2 separate regions of the Homo sapiens genome follow, and region 2 is linked to region 1. Evidence: read pairs that join two places in POLR2A ChIA-PET (ENCODE). Cell type or tissue: OCI-LY7. All regions are shown on one strand. Each heading gives the region's core, and the rest is flanking DNA. Links, peaks and the distances in the headings are about the cores only.

Region 1 (7,871 bases), core at 1,241-6,240:
GCTACTCAGGAGGCTGAGGTGGGACGTCAAGGCTGCAGTGACTGATGATTGCACCACTGCACTCCGGCCTGGGCCACAGAGTGAGATCCTGTCTCAAAAAAAAACAAACAGAAAGAAATAATATAAATCACTAATTCACAGATACCATTTAAATAGTTGCAGGAGCCTTCATTGCCCTAGATTTCTATATCTTAGAACTGTAAATATCCCTAAACAATTTAAAGCCTACAGCTGAGCCTGAACCCCAACAAGGACTTTTTTTGTTTTTGGGGCAGTCTGGCGAGACCCTTAACTCTATTCTCTTACTCTGTTTACAACTATGTTATTTATTACCAATCTCAGTGGAACTGCTTTCCTTCCTTGTGTAGAGCCTTACATATTTCACAGAGCACACGGGTCCCTGGTAATTTTCCTTCTCGAAGCAGGGCACCCTCCTGCTGCCCAAATATCAGGACAGTGTTCTGCGTGAGTGGGACGGGCCTGGAGAGGAGTGACGGCCTTCCCTTCCACGCGGTCTCTCTCCTCAGTCGTCCCTCTCTGCTTCCTCCTTCCTTCGCCCACCTGCTGCAGCTTATCCCAGAGGAAGTGGAACTGACAAACCATTGCTAAAAATACCCCCAGCTTGCCTCCTCAAGGGGGTGTCCCGTGAGGAAATGAGAAAATGAACGAGCAGTCTATAAGACCAACGAGGGCTACAGAAACACCAGAGGCTGTTTTTATGTTATGGATCCACTTCCAGTAACATTAGGGGCAGGGACTTGGTGAGGCAACCATGGCCTGCCCCTTACCAGCTGTGTGGCCTCAGGCAAATCATCAAACCTTTTGAAGCCTGGGTTAATTCATTTGTAAACTGGAAAATAATACCTACCATTCACAGCGTTCTTTAAGAATCAAAGCACACAGGCACTGTAGTGGAGACCTTGAAAACATCCTACCTACTATAAGTGATCCATAAATACCAATGGTTGAGTTTAAAAAATTTTTAAATTATTTTATTTATTTTTTTTAGGGAAGGTCTTGCTCTGTCCCTCAGGCTAGAGTGCTGTGGTGTGATCATAGTTCACTACAGCCTCGAACTCCTGCCTCAAGCCATCCCTCCGCCTCGGCCTCACAAAGCGCTAGGATTATAGGCACAAGTCACCGTGCCGGTCCCAAAGGTTGCTATACTCATATCTCCTCAGATTTTTTTGCCTTCGAAGGACCAGAAAAGTGGTGCTCAAGTTAAAGTTAAAAAGTTGAAGTTGGCCGGGTGTGGTGGCTCACGCCTGTAATCCCAGCACTTTGGGAGGCTGAGGTGGGTAGATCTCCTGAGGTCAGGAGTTTGGGACCAACCTAGCTAACATGGTGAAACCCTGTCTCTACTAAAAATACAAAAAATAGCCAGGTGTGGTGGCACACGCCTGTAATCTCAGCTACTCAGGAGGCTGAATCAGGATAATAGCTTGAACCCGGGAGGCGGAGGTTGCAGTGGGCTGAGATAGTGCCACCGTACTCCAGCCTGGGCAACAAGAACAAAACTCCATCTCAAAACAAAACAAAACAAAACAAAAAAAGTTAGTTTCCCTTAAGTTATAGTTAAAATGTTATGCCCTTTAACACCCGTGAGTTGTGGGGCAAATGGATGAAAGGCAAGAAATTTGGGGCAGAGGAGCCTTCTTGGTACAGACTCTCATATCACATCGTGTAAATTGCAGTGACATTGCACTGTATTGGGTGACTTTCCGTACTTGAAATTTGGCTTCACAGTGGCCAGTGTCACGATGAGCTCCATGATGGTCTAGTATTCCATTTTAAGTTAACAATGTTTTCAAAGCACAGAGGTTGCTTACCACTTTATGAGTCTCACTGGAATACTGTCTGCTCATCTGCTGGAAATCACCTTCTCCCTTAGTTTATGTCCTTCTGAGTCATAGAAGGCAGGCAGACCTCAGGTGCAAAAGGCATTGATGGTAAAGGTGTGGGAGGAGGAGGGACATAAGAGACTGGAGGAGAAAGGCAAGGCGTGGGAGAGACAGTGGAGAGCTGGAAGAGGAACTTTCTTATTGTGTTTTTAGGGGAAATGTTTCATCAAAGGCTGCTGTGCCTACCACTCCTAATGGATGAGATGATTTTAGGTGGTAAACAGTTGAACATATGAAATTTCAGAACAAAAAATGAAAAAAGATGAAAATAAAATAAATTTAAAAAAGAAATAAAATGTCAGGTCATGCGTGGTGGCTCACACCTGTAATCCCAGCACTTTGGGAGGCCGAGGCAGGTGGATTGCTTGAGTTGAGGAGTTTGAGACCGGTCTGGGCAAGGCGGCAAAACCATGAGAACAGATTGGGGTTGGGTTGGGCTCAGTTTCTGACATAATCGTTCAGGATTGGAAGGCATGTGAGGCAAAGGTCCTTAGGAGTAAACTTGTCTAATAAACGAGCTCTTTGCCCAGGTAAGCAAACTGCCTGCCCAAATACATTGATTTGCAGGAATTTTCTGAAGCAAATTGCCAAGTTACATATTGGCTTACAGTCTTATTTTCCTGGGCGAGTGTTTCCTGGAAAAAAAGCTGTGTCATATTGACATTGATGGACTCAGTGCTTATAATTATTTGTTTAGTTAATGTGTGTTTGAAAATATATAACTAGGCCGGGTAAGGTGGCTCACACCTGTAATCCCAGCACTTTGGGAGGCCAAGGTGGGCAGATCACCTGAGGTCTGGAGTTCCAAGACCAGCCTGGCCAACATGGTGAAACCTCGTCTCTACCAAAAATACAAAAATTATCCATGTGTGGTGGTGCACGCCTGTAATCCCAGCTACTTGGGAGACTGAGGCACAAGAATCACTTGAACCCAGGAGGCGGAGGTTTGCACTCCAGCCTAGGCAACAGAGTGAGACTCTGTCTCAAAAAAAAAAAAAAAAAAAGGAAAGAAAGAAAGAAAAGAAAATATATAACTAGTGACATTTTGAGGTGGATGATTCAAATAAAATAAAAAACTAAACAAAAAATAAAAAAAAAAGTAAATATATAACTAGCATATCCAACCACTGATCTTGAAGGTAATATTATTTAGGGCAACACTGAAGAATATTGGGTTTAAAGTTAAAAACTAAGTGATTTAAAGAAAAATACATTAAATAACTAATAGTACGGATGATACTTATTTATCTATGACAAAAATTGTGACCACTATAAATGAAAGACTGAAATGTGAAAAGCACGGCTCAACACTGTCAGAATATCTCGGTAGGGTCTAGGCTAGAGGACAGCCCTAGCACAGGGGAAGGTGTGTAACTCATAGGTGAATCATCAGAAAGAACCAGGGGAAGAGAGTGGGGTTGCAGAGCTGGTCACCTGATCTGGGAGGGACATGAACACCCACTGGGTTTGGTGTCATTTCTGTTGTGCAAATGAACTGAGAATTAGAAAAGTCCCCCTGGCTGGAAACAGAGTTTGTAGTGGACCTACTTGGGTCTAAAGCTTTCAAATAGGAAGTAACAGTTGGGTTGGAAGATCCCATGAAAGGCGGTTGGGTTCCCCAAGAGAGGCACCTGCCATCGCGGTCACCAGGCCCCACTGAGAACAGGCCAGGTGCCAACTGAACAGCATAGTGAAGAGGGGCTGAAATTCATTTAAGGTCAAGCCAGCCTATATGGCTTGGTGAGGAATATTTTGGACAAACTGAGAAGGACAGAAGGCAAAGGCAAGGGCAGCTTCTGGTTTTCTAGGAGTCTGAGCCAAAGAAACTTCCAGGGTGGAGCTGGTATAGGGAAAAGGTAACATCCAAATCAATGCAGGCCAAGGTTAGCTTGAATCCAAGAAGAGGAACCTTTGGGACCAGACAGGGTAGGGCCTTAGGTAGAAACCCCAGCAACCAGGGCAGAATTCTGAGCAACTGCTGTTCTCAGGTGGCTGCTGAGACCAAATAAAGCTTGGTCCTGAGTCAGCGGCTGATGTAGTAAAAAGGGAGCAAGCACGGATGTGGGTTCTGAAAGTTGCTAAGAATCTCACTACCGGGAATCACCTGGGGGCCTAAACCTTAGGTAGCTTTACCAGCATTCTATTCCAGCCAAATCCTAGAGTAAAACCTAGAGAATCCTGAAAGAAGACATTCTAAAAGTAACCGTAGGCCAGGCGCCATGGCTTATGCTCATAATCCCAACACTTAGGGAGGCCGAGGCGGGAGGGTTGCTTGAGCCCAGGAGTTCAAGGCTGCAGTGAGCCAGTGAGCTTGGGAGATAGAGCGATACCTTGTCTCAAAAAAAAAAAAAAAAAAAGTAATCCTAGCCCTAGTACCTTTCCTTCAAGACAAGGACAAAATATTGTTGATATTCTGCAAATCCACGATTTCTAGTGGTTCTTGTAACAGCTGCAGTGTTACTCACTGCCTTGTTAACTCCTTGTTAGCTCCCCCGACCAGTGTTGCACGTTGCACTGTGGCTGGAGCATGGCTGCATGGTCAGACTGTTTAGGTACACATGAATGTTCCATCATTCAGTACTCAGAGCACCTCAGACAAGTCACTTACCCTCACTGAGGCTGAGATTTTTGCATTTGTACCTACTTCGTGGAGGTACTGTGAAGTGGGAGTGACAGAATTTATGTAGAATGCTCAGCACATGGTGAGCACGTCATAAATATTAGCTGTTAGCTCTTACTTTATTTATTCATTTATTTATTTTAATCTTTTTTTTCTTTCTAGCTCTCATTTTAATAAAGCTTTAAGGGGATTTTTGATTTGGGATTTTTACTTCCCCTGGACCTGGAGGAAGAGAAAGGAAGGTCAATGAGAGCGTGATGACGGTGCAGAGGCACCTAGGCAAAGCTCTGTGGCCTTTGGGAAAAGACACTACTTGGCTCAGGGCATTAAATACATGTGTGACCTTAATTCTTCTGTCAAAACAACAACAACAAAATCCCCAAACTATGAAAAGCCACAGACTTCTAGGAATAGAAGACAAAAGGAGGAAGGAGGAGGAGGAGGAAGATACCAAGGGGAAAATGATGTGAAAAGCTGATTTTGTAGCCCTGAGCATATAGGAAAAGCCTCCATGGTGATGACTTCTTTGAATAAATGTTGCTTAAAGAAAAAGAAGGCACCAGAAAGAGCAGAAAACAACTGGGTGAATGAAAGAAGAATGTCATGCAGAGGAGAGGTATGTGCAAATGCAGATATTCCATGAAAAGCTATAGCTTTTTTTTTTTTTTTTTTCTTTAGGGAGTTTCACTCTTGTTGCCCAGGCTGGAGTGCCATGGCATGATCTCAGCTCACTGCAACCTCCACCTCCCAGGTTCAAGCGATTCTCCTGTGTCAGCCTCCTGAGTAGGTAGGATTACAGGCACCCACCACCATGACTGGCTAATTTTTGTATTTTTAGTAGAGACAGGGCTTCACCATGTTAGCCAGGCTGGTCCCAAACTCCTGACCTCAGGAGATCTACCCACCTCAGCCTCCCAAAAGTGCTGGGATTATAGGCGTGTGCCACCACACCTGGCTAATTTTGTCTTTTTAGTAGAGACAGCGTTTCATCATGTTGTTCAGGCTGGTCTCGAACTCCTGACCTCAGGTGATCCACCCACCTTGGGCTCCCAAGGTGCTGGGATTACAGGCGCGAGCCACCGCCTGTATAGATTTTATGTGAGTATAATTGTAATTTTGTGAAACATGTATCTACATTCATAATAATTAGAAGAAAATTTAGAATAATTAAAATAAATTGTTCGGTAAATATTTAAAGATACTTAATCACCTAAAAAGTATAAAACAGCCTATAATCCCAGCACTTTGGGAGGCCGAAGAAGGTGGATTGTTTGAGTTCAGGAGTTTGATACCTGCCTGGGCAACATGGCAAAACCGAATCCCTAGAAAAAAAAATACAGAAAATTAGTCAGGTGTGGTGGCGTGCCTGTGATCCCAGCTACTCAGGAAACTGAGGTGGGAGGATCGCTTGAGCCCAGGAGGTTGAGACTACAGTGAGCTGTGGTTGTGCCACTGCACTCCAGCCTGGGCAACAGAGCAAGACCCTGTCTCAAAAACAACAACAACAACAACAACTGTTTAAACAAAAAAAGACAAAACTGTGTTCCCATAGGAACGTTGTTTTTGTTGAGTCCCAGGCTATAACTTTTTTTACAATTTTATTTTATTTACTTATTTATTTAGGATACAGAGTTTTACTGTCAGAGGCTGGAGTGCAGTGGCACAATCTCAGCTCACAGCAACCTCTGCCTCCCGGGTTCAAGGAATTCTCCTGTCTCAGCCTTCCGAATAGCTGGAGTTACAGGCACCCGCCACTACGCCTGGCTAATTTTTGTGTTTTCAGTAGAGACAGGGTTTCACCATGTTTGCCAGGCTAGTCTTGAGCTGCCGACCTCAGGTTATCTGCCCATCTCGGCCTCCCAAAGTGCTGGGATTACAGGTGTGAGCCACAGCGCCTGGCCCGAGGCTATTATTTTTGATAAGAAAATGTTTTGTGATTTTGCATTTGCCTAGGAAGGCAATGACTGACACATCTGACACATTTATAATCACAAATTAAAACAAAAGCACCAGAACTCCCCAGGTCAGATAGGATGCTGGGTATGCCAAATTGGAGCATGCAGGATGTCAGACGACTTCTCTGAGGGCACTTATATTTCCTTATTTCTTTATTCGCATCTGGTTCTCCTTTGTTACTCTGTAATGCCCTATACTTCTCCAAATACAGCACTTACCCACTGTATTATAAGTACCTGTTGATTTGTCTCTCTCTCCCCCTTGAACTGCAATTGAAAAAAGTAAATGATAAATATGAGTAGAATTAATGAATTCAACAACAATTTATTAGATACCTAGTGTATGACAGACAGCTTTTAGGCATTGGGGTTTGGAGCACAGTGGCAAATAGAATCCCTGACTTCATGGAGTTTTTATTGTAGTCAGAGGAAACAGATCATAACAAGGAAATAGACATCTTCACTACCTCAGATAGTGATAAGTGCTATGGATAAAAATAACACAGGGGGCTGGGCATGGTGGCTCACGCCTGTAATCCCAGCACTTTGGGAGGCCTAGGTGGGAAGATTACTTGAGCTCAGGAGTTCGAGACCAGCCTGGGCAACATGGCGAAACCCCATCTCTACTAAAAATACAAAAATTAGCCAGGCACGGTGGTGGGCGCTTGTAATCCCAGCTACTAAGAAGCCTGAGGTGGGAGAATCGCTTGAACCCGGGAGGTGGAGGTTGTAGTGAGCCAAGATTGCATCATTGTACTCCAGCCTGGGCGACAGAGTGAGACTCTGTCTCAAAACAAACAAACAAATAAAGCAATGGGGAATGCTGGGGTAGGGGAGCCCTGAAGAAGCAGCAGGAATAAGCCCCGTGGACAGCTGGTGGAGGGGGCATCCGGGCGGAGGGAGGGGTTGTGCATATGCCAAGGGCCAGGCATGGGCATTTGTGTTCCAGGTATTGGGGGGTGGGGCATGGGGAGGCCGTGAGAGGACAGTAATCAGATCAAAGAGATGTAGGACCTTGCACGTCACTACAAGGAGTTAGCTTTCTTCTCTTCTTCCTCCTCCTCCTCCTCCTCCTCCTTCTTCTTTCTTTGGCTAAAGCTGTCCTCCCCTCAGCCTCTTGAGTAGCTGGGACTACAAGTGTTCACCACCACACCTGGCTGGCCTTCTATTCTGAATGAGTTAGGAGTCAATGGGAGGTTTTGAGTAGGAAGAGATATGATGTGGTTTTCCATTTGGAAAGGACCCTGTGGCTGCTGAATTGAGAATGGTGTGAGAAAGTAAAGACTGAAGCAGAAAAACAGTTTGGAGGCTACTGCAACAATCCAGGCAAGAAGTGATGGTGGCTTCATCATGGAGGAAGGGAGCCACTCAGGTTCTGGATAGCCTGGGAGGTTG
Region 2 (7,871 bases), core at 885-5,884, 360 kb before region 1:
AGGAGGCTGAGGCAGGAGGCTGACTTGAGCCCAGGAGTTTGAAGCTAAAGTGAGCTATGATGGTGCCACTGAACTCCAGCCCAGGTGACAGAATGAGACCCTATCTCAAAAAAAAAAAAAAGAAAAAGAAAAAAAAGCCAGGCGCCGTGGCTCACACTTGTAATCCTAGCACTTTGGGAGGCCAAGGCAGGCAGATCACTTGAGGTCAGGAGTTCAAAACCAGCCTGGCCAACATGATGAAACCTGGTCTCTACTAAAAATACAAAAAAATTAGCTGGGTGTGGTGGCCAGCACCTGTAATCCAAGCTACTTGGGAGGCTGAGGCACAAGAATCATTTGAACCCAGGAGGCAGAGGTTGCAGTGAGCTATTTTGCCATTGCACTCCAGCCTGGGCGACAGAGAGAGACTCCATCTCAGAAAAAAAAAAAAAAAAGAAAAGAAAAGGAAAAAGAGCAAACAAAAATACTTTCACTATAAGACTGGAATGTTGAAAGAGAATCAGTTTTCTAAATAAATAATTCACTGGGAGGCCATTAGACTGAGGAGGCTTCAGCACCCTGGCTTCCTAGTAAGCAAACGAAACCCACCTCAGTGTCAACGGTCATATCGTAGGCCAATCGGAACTAACTTCTAACTAGGGACTTTTGCTGGATGAATTTCTTTGCCTTGCTTCTGTATTCACGTTGTCAAAACCCCAGTGTCCCTTCAGTGGTGCCCCAAGCTACTTAAGGTCTGGTGCTGCCCAATTCATGAATCTGTCTACTCAAGAAACTCTTTAAAATTTTAATGTGCCTTAGTTTATATTGTAACAGGGTGATATGGGTTAAGGAAAAGAAACCTTATAAAAGAGGTGATTAGTGAAATGTTGGATATGAAGCAGAGGTGATCGCCCTTGCTGCTAAAACCATTAGCTATGTAAAAGCATTCTGCACAGCACATTTTAAAATTAATTACTGCTTGTTAATACAGGTTGAGTATCACTTATCCAAAATGCTAGAGACCAGAAGTGTATGGAATTTTGGAAATTTTTGGATTTTGAAATGTTTGCACGTACATAATGAGATATCTTGGGGATGGAATATCTAAACACAAACCCTATTTATGCTTCACGTACAGCTTATACACATAGACTGAAGATAATTTTACACGATACGTTAAAATGATTTTGTGCATGAAATGAAATGTTATTTTATTACCCTTTGTGGACATGCTTGCCTGGGGGAATCTGGGAATGAGTGGAAAATATCTATTGCAGCTAAGGGGCTGGGAAGGTCTTTTTTCCCTTGGAGCCACTGGATAAACCATGCGTTGTGTGCCTGTGTTTTCACTGAGACCCTTTGCATGAGGTCAGGTGTGGAGTTTTCCATTTGTGGCGTTAGGCTGGCACTCTAAAAGTTTCCGATTTTGGAGCATTTCCAATTTCAGATTTTCAGATTAGGGAGGCTCAACCTGGAGAGCAGCATTTGAAAAAAATAATAAAAAGTGTTCCTTAAGGAGTATGAATCTAGAAAGTAAATGTTTTCCCTGCACTTGATAATTTAGTGAAATCAAATGCAGAGAAAATAACTGACCTCCTTGTAAATAAAACCAATTTAGTTTTTAAAAAAGTGCCTACTGGGAAATGGGGAGCGCCTCTGCCCGGCCGCCCCGTCTGGGAGGTGAGGGGCGCCTCTGCCCGGCCGCCCCGTCTGGGAGGTGAGGAGCGCCTCTGCCCGGCCGCCCCGTCTGGGAGGTGGGGGGCGCCTCTGCCCGGCCGCCCCGTCTGGGAAGTGTACCCAACAGCTCCGAAGAGACAGCGACCTTCGAGAACGGGCCATGATGACGATGGCGGTTTTGTCAAAAAGAAAAGGGGGAAATGTGGGGAAAAGAAGGAGAGATCAGATTGTTACTGTGTCTGTGTAGAAAGAAGTATACATAGGAGACTCCATTTTGTTCTGTACTAAGAAAAATTCTTCTGCCTTGAAAAAAATAAAATAAAATAAAATAAAAAATAAAAAAGTCCCTAAAATTGTGATTTGCAAATATGGACACTTTCACTATTGTATCAGACTTTGCCCAAAAAAGTGAGTATCTGTTTTATATGGTACTTACATGGACAGAGTTAAGACAACCGAGATCTGACTCAGTTTGCCTTTTTAAAAATGTCCTAGTCATTATAGCTTCATACCTTTATACAAGTGACCTTTCTAATAGTGGCTCATGAGCAATTACAATAGAAACAGTCAAATTCCCAAGGCTAGGAATGTAAAATGAATCCAACTGTTTAGAGGTGGAAGCTTCTAAAAAAGAGCAATCTGCTATCTTTGAGTTGTTTGCCATCTTGTCATTTGTCCTCGTTTGCTCTAAGTACCCGCATTGTTCTGCATTCCTGAGTTTTTGGATGTCCCAGGGACTGGTCCTTGTTTAGAGCAATGTTCTAGTGTTCGTCATGCAAATGTGGTTTTGCTTTAAACATGAATTCAATGTGTTTGCTGATTTGCAGATGCCTTGATTGTTCATCATACAAACCTAGCTCTGAGGACCTCATGAATTGTGAAATGGGTAATGCTTTAAAACAAAGGAGGTTGTTATTTTGTTCTCCTACTTTGAGCATTATTTTTTTGGCATTTGCCAATGTCCAAGTAATTTCCCAGCTGTTGAATAGAGTTCTATTTCTTAACCCATAAATTTGCAACTTGAAAGGATGCTTGACTCAAGGGCTTCTGAAACTAACACAGTTTGAGATTGGCATTGCATAATAATAATTTGCCCTACATATTTGGTACCAGGTTTTGGATATTTTTGGCTACCTCTGACAACCAGAGTAATTGTTCTGTGTATGTCTTTCATTTGGCACATGAAAAGGTACAGATCCTGCCTGGAGACATGTGTACTCTTTTTGAGGGAATGAAATATTCCCAGAGCACTAACAGTCAGAGGCTTACTGAATTCAAGCCATGGCATTTCAACCCATGCAACAGTGCATGGGCCAAGAGTGTGGCCCCTCACACTGAGCTTTGACTGCCCGCCTAGATGGAAACAGCTCTCCACTGCTCCATTCTCTGGTGCACGTAGTTCATCGCCTCAAACACCATTCTCTGGTGTTCACAACACACTGGTGCTAGTGATGTTAGATTCAAAAATAACTAGCAGACAATTAACGTGTCCAGGCAATCTTGCATCATGGGGAGTGGTAGGACTGGCTGAGATTTGTATCGATGTGATTCATGCTGTCATGGTACGATCTGTATTTTTGCATATTTCTCTTCAAAATAAAAAGTCTGACATACCCCATTCCAAAAAGAGACTCTTACTCCCCTGGCTGAGGATCACTGCTTTAGGAAGCAACAGGGAAAATCTAGAAGTATCTGAAGAGGAGAGAAGAAAGGAGGAGGAGGCCCCAAATGTGAGTTTCCTGCTTTCTCAAGTGAGTCAAATTCTGACGGACATGGTCTTCCAACAGAAAATCATTATTAGGTTCAAACCCACTGTTTTACAATAAACATTACTAACTGCTTTGCCATATAAATGCCTGTAAACACATAAATATCTCATTAGAATCCTGCTAAACTTCCTTCAAGGGAAACAGAATCAATATTTAGCAGCTGGGCAAATTGCCAAAAATTCATATTAATTTCCCCTTGAGAGAACATGCCTTTCAGAGCCCTTATCCCACCATCAGAGAAGCCTCTGATACAGGCGGTGCCTAGGACACCACCAGATAGGCCGGTGACGCAGCCCTCTGTGAGGAAACACGTCAGTCAGTCCACCTGGTTGCTCTTTCCATCCCTCTCAAGCCTTCTGTCCTCTGTCTCAGCCATGTGAGCAGGGCGTTCTGGAGTAAACACACAGCAAACCACCACAAGCCAGGGAGGCCGCACACCCGCCCTCGTCTGCCTCTTTGTGATTTTAAGAGGTTGTTGTCTGTCGGGCCTCCGTCTCCTCGTCTGTTAAGTGAGGAGTTGATGAGCAGTGCCTCTCAGTCTCATACACTGAGGAACTCCAGTGGCAGAAGTGAGTTTCACCCAACCCAAGGGTCTAGGGATGAGGCCCAAATAACCTTGCCAATAGTGGGAATGTTTCTTTCAAGACTTACATTTTTATTTTTAGAATTTATGAGAATCTAACATTCTATTCTGTAATATAGCTGTGTTTATTTAAATATTAAAATAATGTCTTGCCAAGTGGGGTGGCTCACACCTGTAATCCCAACACTTTGGGAGGCTGAAGTGGGAGGATCACTTGAACCCAGGAGTCTGAGGTTGCAATGAGCTCTGATTACATCACTGTACTCCAGCCTGGATGACAGAGTGAGACCCTGTCTCAAAAATATAAAATAAAATAAAATAGTCTTAAATCACTTCCCATGAAATAAAGGTAATACGCTACATTCTTCTTGTGCCTTTGAGAACTGCCTGGCTTCTCCCCATGAGCCTGGGTACATGTGCCTCAGTTTAAGTGGCATGACTTGGGTGTGGGCCATCAGCAAGGTGCTTCCCGTAGTGTCATGCTGTGACAGGTGTGCTGGGTTGAATGCTGGCCCCACAAAGTTGTCCAGATCCTAATCTCCTATGAATATGACCTTGTGTAGAAAAGGGACTTGGCAGATGTCATTAAATTCAGTGTCTTGAGATGGGGAGATCAGCCTGGATTAGCTGCATGGACCCTATGTAATCACCAAGGCCCTTCTAAGAGGGACAGAGAGGAGTCACAGTTGGAGGAGAAGGAAGCAGAGACTGGAGTGATGCCCTTTGAAGGCCAAGGAAGGGGCCATGGGCCAAGGAATGTGACAGCTGTTGGAAGCAGGAAAAGGCAGAAAACGGATTCTCCCTTCAGCACCTCCAGGAAGAACCTGCCCTACTGACACCTTGACCTTAGTCCAGTGAAACTGACTTCAGACCTCTGGGCCTCCAGGACTGTTAGATTATAAGCTTGTGTTTTTTTAAGCCATCAGGTTTGTGGTGCTGATTTGCTACAGCAGAAACAGGAAATGAATATAAAATGGTATAAAAACCCAGCTTATTTCAGTAGTTTTTCTCAGTGCCAGAAATCCTTGTTCATAGATTCATTTTTTTTTACGCATTGCTAAGTAAATCAGAACAGTAGCTGCTTTTGTTCGGGCGTGCAGGTATACAAGACCATTTTCTCCTTCAGAGGACACATTGCTGGGTGCTCGTTTGAAGCCGACTCTCCTGTTAATGGCCTGACAGCTTACACTTTTTCTCTAAAGGAGGAGTCCATGAGACAAAAGAGTACATAAACAATTGTCCCTGCCCAGTCAATACACCCAGGCAGCCCTGGCCCGGAGGGCCTGTCTTAGCTCAGACTTGGTCAAGGAAGAGCAAGAAGATCCCCACGTGACATCTGCCAGAAGTCCCTCTCAGTCTTAACTGGCTTTGTCACTCTGCAGGAGTTAAGGGGCCAACTTCCGACTCCAGTCTCACCTCCAGTTTCTCACACTAATTTCTCTTGCAAAAATTTAACTGATTCATCCTAGGGAACTTTTCATTTTCATTATCGTGACACAATTTTCCCTCCTTCCTTCCTTCCTTCCTTCCTTCCTTCCTTTCTTTTTTCTTTCTTTCTTTCTTTCTTTTTCTTTCTTTCTCTTTCTTTTTTGTTTTGAGACGGAGTCTCGCTCTGTCGCCCAGGCTGGAGTGCAGTGGCATGATCTCGGCTCACTTCAATCTCCATCTCCTGGGTTCAGTGATTCTCCTGCCTCAGCCTCCTGAGTAGCTGGGACTACAGGCGCCCACCACCATGCCCAGCTAATTTTTTGTACTTTTAGAAGAGTCAGGGCTTCATCGTGTTAGCCAGGATGGTCTCTACCTCCTGACCTTGTGATTTGCCTGCCTCAACCTCCCAAAGTGCTGGGATTACAGGCATGAGCCACTGTGCCTAGCCTATGGTGACACAATTTTCAAGCAAAAGGTGAAATCAAGCAAATGTTTGCAGTTTATGACTAATCATTTTAACTGTACTTTTAAACAAATTAAATGTTTATTATTTAAATTTTTCATTATGAAACATTTCAAACATATTCCATAGTCCTGGACTACAGCCACATCTCATTGCCACCCTTCTCCCCAACCCAAAGCCTCCTTTGCATCTTCCTCTTGTATCCCCCAACTTTAACCAAAAAGTATGGGACACCTCTCCTCCCTCCCTGGCAACCAATCACACACCCATTACTATCCCATTAAAACCTAATCACCCTTACCCCACTTAATGCCAGTATCCCATCCCACAGCAGGCTTTAAGGGGACTGAAACCTGTTATCAGTTGCCTGCTACAGCACGGGCTTCTAAAGCCTATAAACTCTCCTTACAATTCCCCCATTTTACCTGTCCCAAAACTGGACAAGTCTTACAGGTTAGTTCAGGATCTGCACCTTATCAACCAAATTGTTTTGCCTATCCACCCTGTGGTGCCCAACCCATACACTATTTTGTCCTCAATACCTTCCTCCACAACTCACTATTCCATTCTTGATCTTAAAGATGCTTTTTTCACTATTCCCCTGAACCCCTCATCCCAGCCTCTCTTTGCTTTTACCTGGACTGACCCTGATACCCATCAGTCCCAGCAGCTTACCTGGGTGGTACTGCCACAAGGCTTCAGGGACAGCCCTCATTACTTCAGCCAAGCTATTTCTTATGATTTACTTTCTTTCCACCCCTCTGCTTCTCACCTTATTCAATATATTGATGGCCTTCTACTTCGTAGCCCCTCCCTTGAATCTTCTCAACAAGATACCCTTCTGCTCCTTCAACATTTATTCTCCAAGGAATATCAGGTATCCCCCTCCAAAGCTTAAATTTCTTCTCCATCCATTACCTACCTTGGCATAACTCTTCATGAAAACACACATACTCCCCCTGCCGATTGTGTCTGGCTGATCTCTCAAACCCCAACCCCTTCTACAAAGCAGCAACTCCTTTCCTCCCTGGGCATGGTTGGATACTTTCGCCTTTGGATACCTGGTTTTGCCATCCTAACAAAACCATTATATAAACTCACAAAGGAAAACCTATCTGACCCCATACATCCTAAATCCTTTCTCCACTCCTCTTTCCATTCCTTAAAAGCAGCTCTAGAGACTGCTCCCATATTAGCTCTCCCTGACTCATCCCAACTTTTTCATTACAAACAGCCAAAGTGCAGGGCTGTGCAGTCGGAATTCTTACACAAGGATCAGGACTGTGCCCTGTAGCCTTTTTGTCCAACTTGACCTTACCGTTTTAGGCTGGCCCTCATGTCTGCATGAGGTGGCTGCTGCTGCTCTAATACTTTTAGAGGCCCTCAAAATCACAAACTATGCTCAACTCACTCTCTACTGTTCTCATAACTTTCAAAATCTATTTTCTTCCTCACGCCTGATGGATATACTTTCTGCTCCCCTCTCCCCACCCTCGGCTCCTTCAGCTGTACTCACTCTTTGTTGAGTCTCTCACAATTGCCATTTTTCCTGGCCCAGACTTCAACCTGGCCTCCCACATTATTCCTGATACCACACCTGACCCCCATGACTGTATCTCTCTGATCCACCTGACATTTACTCCATTTCCCCATATTTCCTTCTTTCCTGTTCCTCACCCTGATCACACTTGGTTTATTGATGGCAGTTCCACCAGGCCTAATCGCCACTCACCAGCAAAGGCAGGCTATGCTATAGTATCTTCCACATCTATAATTGAGGCTACCACTCTGCCCCACTCCATCATCTCTCAGCAAGCCAAACTCATTGCCTTAACTCGAGCCTCACTCTTGCAAAAGGACTATGTGTCAATATTTATACTGACTCTAAATATGCCTTCCATATCCTGCACCACCGTGCTGTTATATGGGCTGAAAGAGGTTTCCTCGCTATGCAAATGTCCTCCATCATTAA

The links. Peaks named below come from ENCODE experiments on the same cell type or tissue, not always from the same donor. Only the 100,000 strongest peaks of a DNase experiment are listed, where the experiment ranks them.
Region 2: POLR2A ChIA-PET joins it to region 1 with 11 read pairs; 2 of 35 experiments call an interaction of 5 or more read pairs at or near these places.

The regions. Positions count from the first base shown.
Region 1 is chr18:9,062,604-9,070,474 of GRCh38, reverse strand. LOC124904243 (a long non-coding RNA gene) reads left to right here and starts at 4,684. Exons shown (of 2, transcript XR_007066278.1): 1 at 4,684-5,137; 2 at 7,717-7,871. RefSeq lists an enhancer at 3,604-3,823. In OCI-LY7, for the core only: no CTCF peak of the experiment used is centred there; DNase peaks (open chromatin) are centred at 3,454, 3,904 and 4,504; H3K4me3 peaks cover 1,033 bases; H3K27ac peaks cover 4,939 bases.
Region 2 is chr18:9,424,369-9,432,239 of GRCh38, reverse strand. No RefSeq gene overlaps it. Among named protein-coding and RNA genes, the nearest start is that of RALBP1, 47 kb to the left of the region's middle. In OCI-LY7, for the core only: no CTCF peak of the experiment used is centred there; no DNase peak of the experiment used is centred there.